2 separate regions of the Homo sapiens genome follow, and region 1 is linked to region 2. Evidence: chromatin loops called from intact Hi-C (ENCODE). Cell type or tissue: gastrocnemius medialis. All regions are shown on one strand. Each heading gives the region's core, and the rest is flanking DNA. Links, peaks and the distances in the headings are about the cores only.

Region 1 (5,393 bases), core at 72-5,071, 200 kb after region 2:
GCTACTTTCAGCAAACTATTTCACAAGAGAAATATCCCAAGCACACTAAAAAATAAATCAAATTAAATCATGATTGGAATTGTTGGAATCATTTATTTGGGGAATGACTCTTTTATTCAATTTTTACACTTTTGATGTACCTAAAAGCAAAATTACATATCATAAATTTAAGCAATGTGCTTGATAAAACCTAGAATGTGTCACCAATAAACAATATGAAAAATTTAAGTTTTAAGATTAACTTCAAATAAGTTCTTCCCAAACACTGAAAAATAACATTGCACTCACTGGGATAAGTATAAAATGAGTATTTTTCCAAATATAAGCGATGTCACCTGATGCAATTCTCTGGCTCACTCACTGTAACTTCCTACCTCTACCATAACAGACTCCATCAGGATGGATGTCTTCCAATTCTGAACTGTACAGAAGGCAAAATATTTATGAAAAACATTAGCATCATTCATAAGAATTAACATTCATCAATTAAAATTTGAACCCAGACCTGAAAAAAAAAATTGTTGATTAAAAAAATTGTTAAAAACACCTCAAGTTCCTACACAAAAAAAGCAAGATTATAAAACTCAAGTATGGTATAACAACTATTCCAAAATGGATGCTGTTCTCAGTTTTAGTATAGACTTAAAAGAAAAAATGAATAGTCCATTGGCTCTTTCCAGCTCTCATCCAACATCTGTTCATAGCAGCTACAACCAGGTTATTTGCAGCCATGCAGTTATTTTCAGGCTAAGAATAAACCTGTCCATGCTGTTCTGAGAACTGTTACCCAGGCATTTTTTGTTAGACAACATAAAGACCATCTATTTTACCTTCCTTATATTCAAAAACAAGGAAACTGAGGCTCAGAGAGATTTAGTGCCTGGCCCTCCCAATTCAAGCAATTCATACTAGCACTAAGCAAGACCTAAAACCAAGTTTTCTCAATTGTTTCTACGAATATGGGTCAACTCTGAGGATCAGAACCACTGACTGTTTTCCTGGGATGGAATGGGCCTTTGGAAATTTACCAGCTGTGTGATCCTGAGCAAATTACAACTTTTCCAAGTCCCCTTTTCCTCTTCTACAAAATGCAGAGAGTACCTACTACTCTAACAAGGTTGTGAGGATTATGTTCGGCTTGTAAAGTGCTTAGCACAGTGATTAGGAAATTTTAAGCATTCGAAAACAGGTAGCTATTATTTTTACTCCCAACCTGAAAACATGGCTGCTCCTAATCATGGCTGTATGAGAAGACAACGAACTGAATTCATTAACACAATGGACAGGGTCCCATCCACCAGAGCTTCTCTGGCCTACCACATTCTACAAACAGTAAAAAACCCCATCAAACAACCTATTTCATTCCATCTAAAATGATCATCCCTTACACTATTAAAAAAAATTGAAATTGCTGCCATATGTGTTCTGCTACGTGTTGTACACTGAATATGTCAACTAGAAACTGCAGAGGAGTTTCTGGTTCCACCCAAAACATGAAGAACAAACGACGGGAAAACAAGAGTTAGATAAGGTCACACACCTGAACTGGAACTCAGGACCTTATTCTCAGCACATTTAGTTATTGATGGTAGAAAGCAAGATGCTTTAAGCACCATAAAGCAGGAATAATGGCTACCTCAACAAAATAAAATTCCCTAGGTTTCTCAACAAAATAGAATCCGTTTACTTTCCCTAGTAAATTCATACGCACATGGGCAATAATTGAGCATCTTTCTTGTAAAACTGAGGATTAAGCTGTGTCTGAGCTGCGATGTATGCTAAGATCATACAAATCTATGAAAAAGTCCTATGAAATGGCGAGACAAAATGATGGGGAATATCACCTTGAAATCAATAAGGAAGGAATCATAATGTCTTGCCAAAGTCGTCTCCGTTGATAAAATCCCGACCCTCCATTTCATGACACTGCACATCCACTTCCCTCTAAGGAAATTAACAGGAATCACCGCAGCAACCAACCTCAGCAATCAGCATCGACCAGATCAACCCCTACTCAAATGGCGATAAGCACTGCGGGTCCCAGCCCCTCCCTGTAACTGCCAACTCCCGCGCTGACTCCGGACTACCTCACTTCCTTTCAGTTCTCCCTCCCACTCTCGACCCACGATGTTTGTCCCAAAACTCGCCACTGACAGAAAAAACAGAAACAAGACAGTCTTCCTAAACTTTGTCCAGGAAGCACCAGGCTACACATACCCGTCCCTATTACGATCACATCAAACTCCGAAGGGAGAGTATCCGCCATCTTGACGGGAAACGTGTCATGTGACTATTACTTGTGGAAATGAGATCAAGTTAGGCATTCCCTCCGTGGAAGGCGGAAAAGAAAACAGTGCATTCTGGGTGTTGTAGTTCTTGGGTGGAAGGTCCAGGCAGGCGACTACAGTATTATATTTAAAATGTTTACACGTAAGTTAAAAGCTCGACTCATTTTCCAGGCTGAATGCTGTAGCTCATTTAGCCTGGAGGGTTGAAGTAGGAAAGAAATGTAGATTTTTATTCCGTTAGCTAGGATGAATGTGGGAGACTTGGATACCCCTTGACAATACTGAAGCAAAATTGTTAGGAGACACGGAGAGCGGAGTGAAATTGAAGGCGGTTTGCTCTGTGAACAAAGGAGACTTTCATTCCAGCCTAAAAAACTGTTTCCCGCCATCGTTTCTGTACTTTCGTGTTGGCCCTCGAGGCATGGTTTTTCACACCAATACTTTCAGAATATATTCCATATCTTTTTCGTTTCCATGTCTCCTCGATGAAAACCCACAAAAAACCTCTCACCCTAGTTTCGCCAGAATGGAACTCCCACCGCGTCCGTATTTGTTCCAGTTAGTCCAGACAGCCACTCGGGCAATAAATTAGCCTTGCTTTACAGGAGGGAAAAAATATATGAAAGCATGGTTGCGCTGGATAAGCGTCTGTTGAGTCTGAATTCGATTTTCCGCACCAACTAGATAAGTTCATGTAAGATTCTCCTTAGTTTACATTTAGTTTCCAATCTATTAGTTTCCATAAGCTACCGTAGAAATAATTAAGGTAAAATGGTCTTTATATTAAAGTGATTGTATCTGATGAGGGGCTTTAGGTCGTCTATGTCTAACAGCTAACATAGCTCTCATAAGTATCTTCAAGGTCTGTCGCCTCCCACCGCTTCCCTCCAACCGCCCCCCACCCTGCCCCCGATTATTTAATACTCCGCTGTCTGACAACACCAAAGCAAAAGGGGAAGGATGCTGGGAATGAAGGAGGATACTTTTTTGACGACAGAAATTTCTTGTGTAGTTATTTTACAAGAGTTTCAAAATAAATCAAAGATAATGTGCAGTAGTGGGCCTTCCCTGACACCACCTATCCGCTAAGATGCTTGTGGTTCCCCAGACATTGTTTTCTTTCCAGTCTCTGACCACGCTCATGCTGTTCTTTCAGCATGGAATGATCTTCCCATTCTCTAGCTAACAGTTATTCCCAGGATGTCGCTGGGCTTCCACCTCCTCCTCCTTTCGTCTCCGTGTGTGGGCTGTTTCCCTACATGGTGCTAGACTTTGTCTTAACCCGCCATACTGCATTTATGACGATTCCTATAGAGTACACATATCCCCATATATCCACACAAAAATACACACCCAGACATGCAATACCATAATTATAAACCCCTGTACAGCATGACAGACACCAAGTCTCATTTATCTTTTTCACTCCTGCACCTAACCTAAGCCCGGTGCATAGTAGGAATTTAATAAATGTTTGCTAAACCAAACTTGATTTTGACTCCCCTAATAGATGGATGAGACGAGTCCCTGTCCTCATAGTGCTTACCATCTTTGCCTTTATATCTGCCCACCACTATCATGTGTCTTATATTTAGAAGATGTTCAGTGTCCATTAATTGTAAATATTTACATGAAAATGCTTTAAAATGTATTTTGATACGCTTTTTACTGCATTTCTCTTGCATTTTACCATAATCATTAGCAACATTGTACATGTTTCATTACTTTCTTTTATAGATCATCCAGTTGTATTACACAACTCTCTTAAGATATGGTCTTTGATTAGTATTTTCTGTAAAACAGATTCCCCTGAGAAGTATAATGTACTGTTCAGTAAACCACTTTGTCATTTGCCTTGGTATGTAAAGCAAGTTTTTAGTATTATCAGAAGTGAAACAGATATTATTTGTGAGACTCTTGATAAGACAGTAGAAAATGGAAACAAATGGATTTCTCAGAGTAAACACAGAAAACTTTCCAAAATCTTCTCTAATAATGAGAAGCCACAGATGGATGGTTAAAAACCTGATAAATAAAAGTATTTCTACCATACTTTGGATATATATTTATATACATTTGTTCATGTATACGAGATATATAAACTACATACATATACTTTTCAATATGAGTATCACTGACCTTCTAGGGATTCAGAAATTTTCTGACAATCACACCATGAAGATGCAATTCATTAATTTGTTTATTCCTCAAATATTCATTCAGCACCTACTATGTGCAAGACACTATTTTGGATGCTGAGATTAGAGCAATGAACAAAACAGACAACAACCCCTGTCTTCATGAAGTTTACATTTAGTAGGGTAAAACAAAATAAACAAGTAATTACTCTGTAGCATAGATTTTCCAATCTGTGCTGCCCTTAGTTTGAAACCTTCTTTTTTTCCCCTAAGGATAGAAAGCACAATCCTCAGAAGGATAATATTACCAACTTATATTTTGCTGTTCTTTCTCTAAAGTTATTATGGGACTTATTCATGCCCTTTTCTGGGCATGGAAAAGATTACTACATTAGGAAAATTTCAATCTTGTGCATGGAGAAAATGCTCCAAATACCTTTTATTTCAAATGTATTTTTGTAGACTTTATGCAAAGTAAAGATGAATATAGGAGTTAATAATTGCAGTAAAAAAAGCGTAAAGCAAAACAGCTGAATTGCATCTATTCTGTTATTCTAAGGACATCTTTTTTTTTTTTTTTTTTTTTTTTTGAGACGGAGTCTCTCTCTGTCGCCCAGGCTGGAGTGCAGTGGCGCCATCTCCGCTCACTGCAAGCTCCGCCTCCCGGGTTCACGCCATTCTCCTGCCTCAGCCTCCCGAGTTGCGGGGACTACAGGCGCCCGCCACCACACACGGCTAATTTTTTGTATTTTTAGTAGAGACGGGGTTTCACCATGTTAGCCAAGATGGTCTCCATCTCCTGACCTCGTGATCCGCCCGCCTTGACCTCCCAAAGTGCTGGGATTACAGGCGTGAGCCACCCCACTGGGCCAAAGACTATGTACATTGGAGATAGTCATCTTGCATAATATGTCTCAGAGATTCTCTGAATTTCTTGAATTTGCATGTCGACCTCTCTTGCAAGGTT
Region 2 (5,393 bases), core at 201-5,200:
AACTTAATTTATATTAATATAGTAGAGTGTCCTAAATTGATGTTCATCAGGATACCTTCCTCTAAGCCCTAATGGTTTCTATCTTCCATTTAAAATGTACAAGTATCTTTTAATTAAGTTGTCATTCTCAAAGATATTCTGGAGAAATGATTAGGAATTAAACACCTATAAATTCTTCTTCACTTCTGTTACAGTGTAGCAATTTATTATCTAATCCATAGTGGTCTATCAATTGAGTAGGTTTACTTTCTTGTTCTCTGCAGACATAGCTGACTACAACTCATAAAGCAACGGCTGGCTACAGCTTCTCTACTTCTTTATTAACAACTGTAACTGAGACGATCAACATTCTTTGATCTATATACATTTGGACAAGATTTCGCCTCCAAAAGAAAGTCTTCTTTCTCCTGAACCTGCTTCACCAATTTTGCTTTTTCTTCGTTTAATTCTTGTTTAGGAAGATTCTAATTCACAAACTCATTTTGGAGAGCACTGAATGACACAGAATCAAGTGACTGAGATTCACTCACATTGATATTCTTGAAGGTATTTTTCAAATATGTGATTTCTTCAAATTCACTTGTCTATGTGTTTAAAATTTTCTTGAAATTCCAAACAGTTTTCCTCTGTGGAATACGCTGGTTTCTCTGAAAAGTTCTGATTGTTTTCTTCATTCTCTACTTTAAGACGTTTTATCACATTGTAACAGGAATTAAATGAAGATCTTGTTTTCCTTAATCTTTCTTTAAGTGTTGCACTCATAGGTTGTTTTCATGAACTAGTTGTACGGGGAGATGATGGATTCACAAAGGCCTGTGGAGTACTAGGCAAAACCACAGCTGAGTCTGACTGACTTTCCATCTTGAAAATGAAATCTTGGTTTACCTCTCTGCTCTCCCCAGCATGAGCAGAAAGCACATGCAGTTGCAGCCATAAATCTATCCTGTGCCCAAGGTGGGGCCATGCGAGAGAGCTATAGTCAATAATAATTTAATTGTACATTTAAAAATAACTCAAGGAGTATAATTGGATTGTTTGTAACACAAAGGATAAATGCCTGAGGAGAAGGATACCCCATTCTCTATTATGCAATTATTATGCATTGCATGCCCGTATCAAAACACCTCATATTCCCCATAAATATATACACCTACTATGTACCTACCAAAATTTTGAAAAAAAGCAATCCCATTTGAAATAGCTACAAAAAGGTACCTGGGAATAAACTTAACTAAGGATTTGAAAGCCCTCTCCAAGGAAAACTAAAAAATTCTAATGACACAAAGTGAAGAGGATGCAAACTAATGAAAAGACATCCCAGGCTCACAGATCAGAAGAATTAACATCATTAAAGTAAGAAGACTGCCCAAAGCAGATTGAGTGCAATACTTATCAAAATGCAAATCTAACTGACGCCTGATGATCAGAGGTGACATTCTTTACAGAAATAGAAATAACAATCCTCAAATCCATATGGAAACACAAAAGACCCTCAATAGGCAAAGCAATCCTGAACAAAAGAACAAAGCTGGAGGCATCATACTACCTAACTTCAAAATATACTGTATCAAGCTATAGAAACCAAAACATCATGTCATTGATATAAAAAGACACATAGACTAATGGAAAAGAACAGGAAACCCAGAAATAAAACCACATATTTACAGCCAACTGATTTTTTGACAAAGGTGACAAGAATATACATAGGGAAAAGGATACCTTCCTCAATAAATGGTGCTGGTGTTTTACTGTCCCTTCTGTATGGAGCTTTGGACCTGAACCTTTTATGACACTTCCTAATCAGTATAAATGTAAATTTGCATAGTACACAAATGCATTCACAGACATACACATATAGACATGCATGAATAATAAGAGAGACCATTGATCAGCATGTTTCATGTTGGCCACTTGTGGACAGTGATTTCATCCAAAAAGAACATACGTTTTAAACATCTGAGTAGTTTAAGTTAGAAAAAAATGATGAAAGGAAAACAAGAAAACAGGATAAGTGTCCTCCAAAGAGCAGTAGCTGATGACCATACGTTGTAAACAGCCTGACTTCGACAGTGAGCGATAGGGGACATGTAATAAAGCCTGGTAGAACCCAAGAAATCCAGTGTGTCCACAGGCAGACAGGTGTATAGTATGGACCGATGTTTCTACAATTTAGGGTGAACCTTTCTGTCCCCAGTTAGTTGTGAAAATAGTTTTTAAAAACAGTTTTAGCCTTTTAAGAGTAATTTTCTAGTCCCTTCTGTGCTTTGAAATGTTAAGGATCAATTTTAGGGGCAAGTTCCCTGTTGGGAGATCCTTGTTTTCAGGATTTGAACATGTGAATGACTTGCACCACATACTGCCGGCAGATGGGGCACTTGCTCATGCGCTTGCTACACTTGGTGCAGGTGATCATGTGCCTGCACTCAAGCAGGTAGAGGAATTTTCAGAGGTTCTAATAAATGACATCTCCCAGAAGTGTGTATTTCGTTTAAACATTTTGTGTGCAAGTGTCAGAAATCCAGTGGTGTTTTCTGAACATCAAAGCAGGAGATTTGATTATAAGGATACAGGAGTGTATCACAAACCCTCAGGGCAGGAATGATACTGGACCTCCAGTATCATTAGAATTAGAAAGCTCTCAGAAACCAATTCTAGGTTCACCTGGCAGTTCTGTGTCTCTCATCTCTGTTTTTTCTTTCTTTACAAACAGATTTTCTCTGCTCTACTGTCCACCTAGTGGAAAATATGGCTGCCTATAGCTAAAGAGGTTTCATGGTACGTATCAGCCACCCAGCAAATTTAAAACTCATTATGGATCTCAATTTCAAAGTGGGTCAGGGGCCTGTCCCCACCCTAGGACGAGTCTACTGTGGCCAGAGGAGCAGGGTTATGCAGGTGATGCATGGCAATGAGTCAGGCATTGTCATGTGCTGAGGACACAAGGATGAATGACAGGGTCCCTGCACTCAAGTTGTTCACTGTCTAGAAGACAGAAACAAAATCAGAAAACTTAGAATCCAACGAAGTAAGTACTTTATGAACAGTACTGTGGGTTCCACAGAGGGAAAAGTAATTTTGCCAAAGTATTAGCAGTCGAAGTAACACTACATCTGGATTTTAAAGACAGAATATAAATTTGTTGTAAGAAAAGGGGTGTGGTAGTAGCAGAGAGAGGTTAGAGGTTAGGGCAGGGGTCCCCAACCACTGGGTCACAGACCTGTACCAGTCTGCGGCCTGTTAGAAACTGGGCAGCACAACAGGAGGTGAGTGGCAGGCAAGCAAGCATTAGTGCCTGAGCTCTGCCACCTGTCAGATCAGCAGCTGCATTAGATTCTTATAGGAGCACAAACCCTATTGTGAATTGGCATGCGTGGGATCTAGGTTGTGCGCTCCTTATGAGAATCTGATTCCTAACGATCAGAGGTGAAACAGTTTCATCCTGAAACCATCCCTGTACTGCTTCCCGTCTGTGGAAAAATTCTCTTCCACAAAACTGGTCCTTGGTGCCAAAATGGTTGAGGACCGCTGAGTTAGGGCATTTTAGAAAAATAAATGATATGTGCAATGGGCCAGAGTCTGAGGATAGTGGGAAGTTCATTGTGATTGAAGAATAGAGTGAGAGGTGAGAAGGGAGGTAGAATGACAGGAGATGAAGCAAGAGAGGAATATTTTGTATTTTGGGGAGGTGAACTCACATGTATACTGAAGAGGTCAGATTGTATTTTATAGGCAGCAGTTTTAAAGGACTGACATGATCAGGGCTCTTATGTGTTTTTAATTTTTAGGTGAAACTCTGCCACTGGTAGGACAGGCAGATGTAGTTCATTATGATGAGAAAGAACAGAATCTTACTATTTACTAGTTCATAAACATGTTTTGATGTGTACCAATTCAGAGGAGCAATCCAAGCCTTTCCAACTATGACCTTGGATGTCATTCTATCTCTCGGCACTTCAGTTTCCTCATCAATGTCCTCATCTATAAAATGGAGGATAATTACTTACAAGTTATTATGAGATTAACAGAAGAGAGCCTAGTACATAGTAGGCACTACAAGTGTTACCTGTAATTTTTTTCCTATCCTCTGAGCTATGCTCAGGGTCCCAAGCTCTATCTTGTCACAGCCACATATGGTGCAGGCTGGGGATACCTACTTAACGGCTTCATTCTTACATATCTGTGGTGTGTTCCTATGCTAAATGACCTCCTTCTCATAATGCGTAAGCAGAAGAAGGAACCAATGAGGTGATTTCTACCTCAATAGGTATTGGAGTAGACAGAAGAGCCTGGTGTCAGGATGACTCATTAGAATAGTCTGAAAGAGAATGATAACAGTGGGTCGTGGGAATAAAGAGGAGGTGGCTGTGATCAGGAAGATATTCTGAGATAAAAAATCAGTAAGATTGTGTGCCCAAATGCATGCGGAAATTGAGGAAAAGTGATGAATTGTAATTTACCATGTGTGTAAGCAAGATGAATAGATCTTTTGACTCTACTGGATCAACTACTTTGATTTTTAAAAATCCTAGATTTCAGTTGGCTTATTCACTTGTTCCATTGGTAGCACAAGTTAGACAAAAATAACTGGCATGATCTCCACTCAGCCCTTAAGAAGAGTAGGAAAAGAAAATTAGCCAGGTGTGATGGCGTGTGCCTGTTTTCTCAGCTACTCAGGAGGCTGAGGTGGGAGGATTGCTTGGGGCTAAGATGTCAAGGCTGCAGTGAGCTATGATTGCGCCATTGAACTCCAGCCTCAGGGACACAGTGAGACCCTGTCTCTAAGAAAAATAAAAATAAATTTAAAAACACAATAGATCTACTGCCCCATCACTGACAATTGTTGAAGGCAACAGCTACTAACAGTGAAACTATATTTATTTCTTCCAGCTTTACTAAGATATAACTGACAAACAAAATTGTACCCAAAGGATTATAAATCATTCTACCATAAAAACACAGGCACATGTATGTTTATTGTGGCACTGTTCACAATAGCAAACACTTGGAACCAACCCAAATGCCCATGAATAATAGACTGGATAAAGAAAATGTGGCATGTATACATCATAGAATACTATGCAGCCGTAAAAAAGGATGAGTTTATGTCCTTTGCAGGGACATGGATGAAGCTGGAAACCATCATTCTCAGCAAACTAACACAAGAACAGAAAACCAAACACCACATGTTCTCACTCATAAGTGGGAGTTGAACAATGAGAACACATGGACACAGGGAGGGGAACATCACACAGCGGGGCCTGTCGGGGGGTGGGGGGCTAGGGGAGGGGGAGCATTAGGAGAAATACCTAATGTAGATGACGGGTTGATGGGTGCAGCAAACCACCATGGCACGTGTATACCTATGTAACAAACCTGCACGTTCTGCACATGTA

The links. Hi-C counts contacts between places; a loop is a spot of excess contacts. Peaks named below come from ENCODE experiments on the same cell type or tissue, not always from the same donor. Only the 100,000 strongest peaks of a DNase experiment are listed, where the experiment ranks them.
Region 1: a loop joins it to region 2, with 2.4 times the contacts of the local background. A loop is called at or near these places in 5 of 110 quality-filtered maps.

What each region holds. Positions count from the first base shown.
Region 1 is chrX:86,045,267-86,050,659 of GRCh38, forward strand. CHM (CHM Rab escort protein) reads right to left here and starts at 2,292. Exons shown (of 15, transcript NM_000390.4): 1 at 2,218-2,292. The coding sequence starts at 2,266. In gastrocnemius medialis, for the core only: no CTCF peak of the experiment used is centred there; a DNase peak (open chromatin) is centred at 2,275; H3K4me3 peaks cover 2,204 bases; H3K27ac peaks cover 1,580 bases.
Region 2 is chrX:85,849,252-85,854,644 of GRCh38, forward strand. It overlaps the pseudogene SFR1P2. Among named protein-coding and RNA genes, the nearest start is that of MIR1321, 16 kb to the left of the region's middle. In gastrocnemius medialis, for the core only: a CTCF peak has its summit at 2,358 (motif pointing right); no DNase peak of the experiment used is centred there.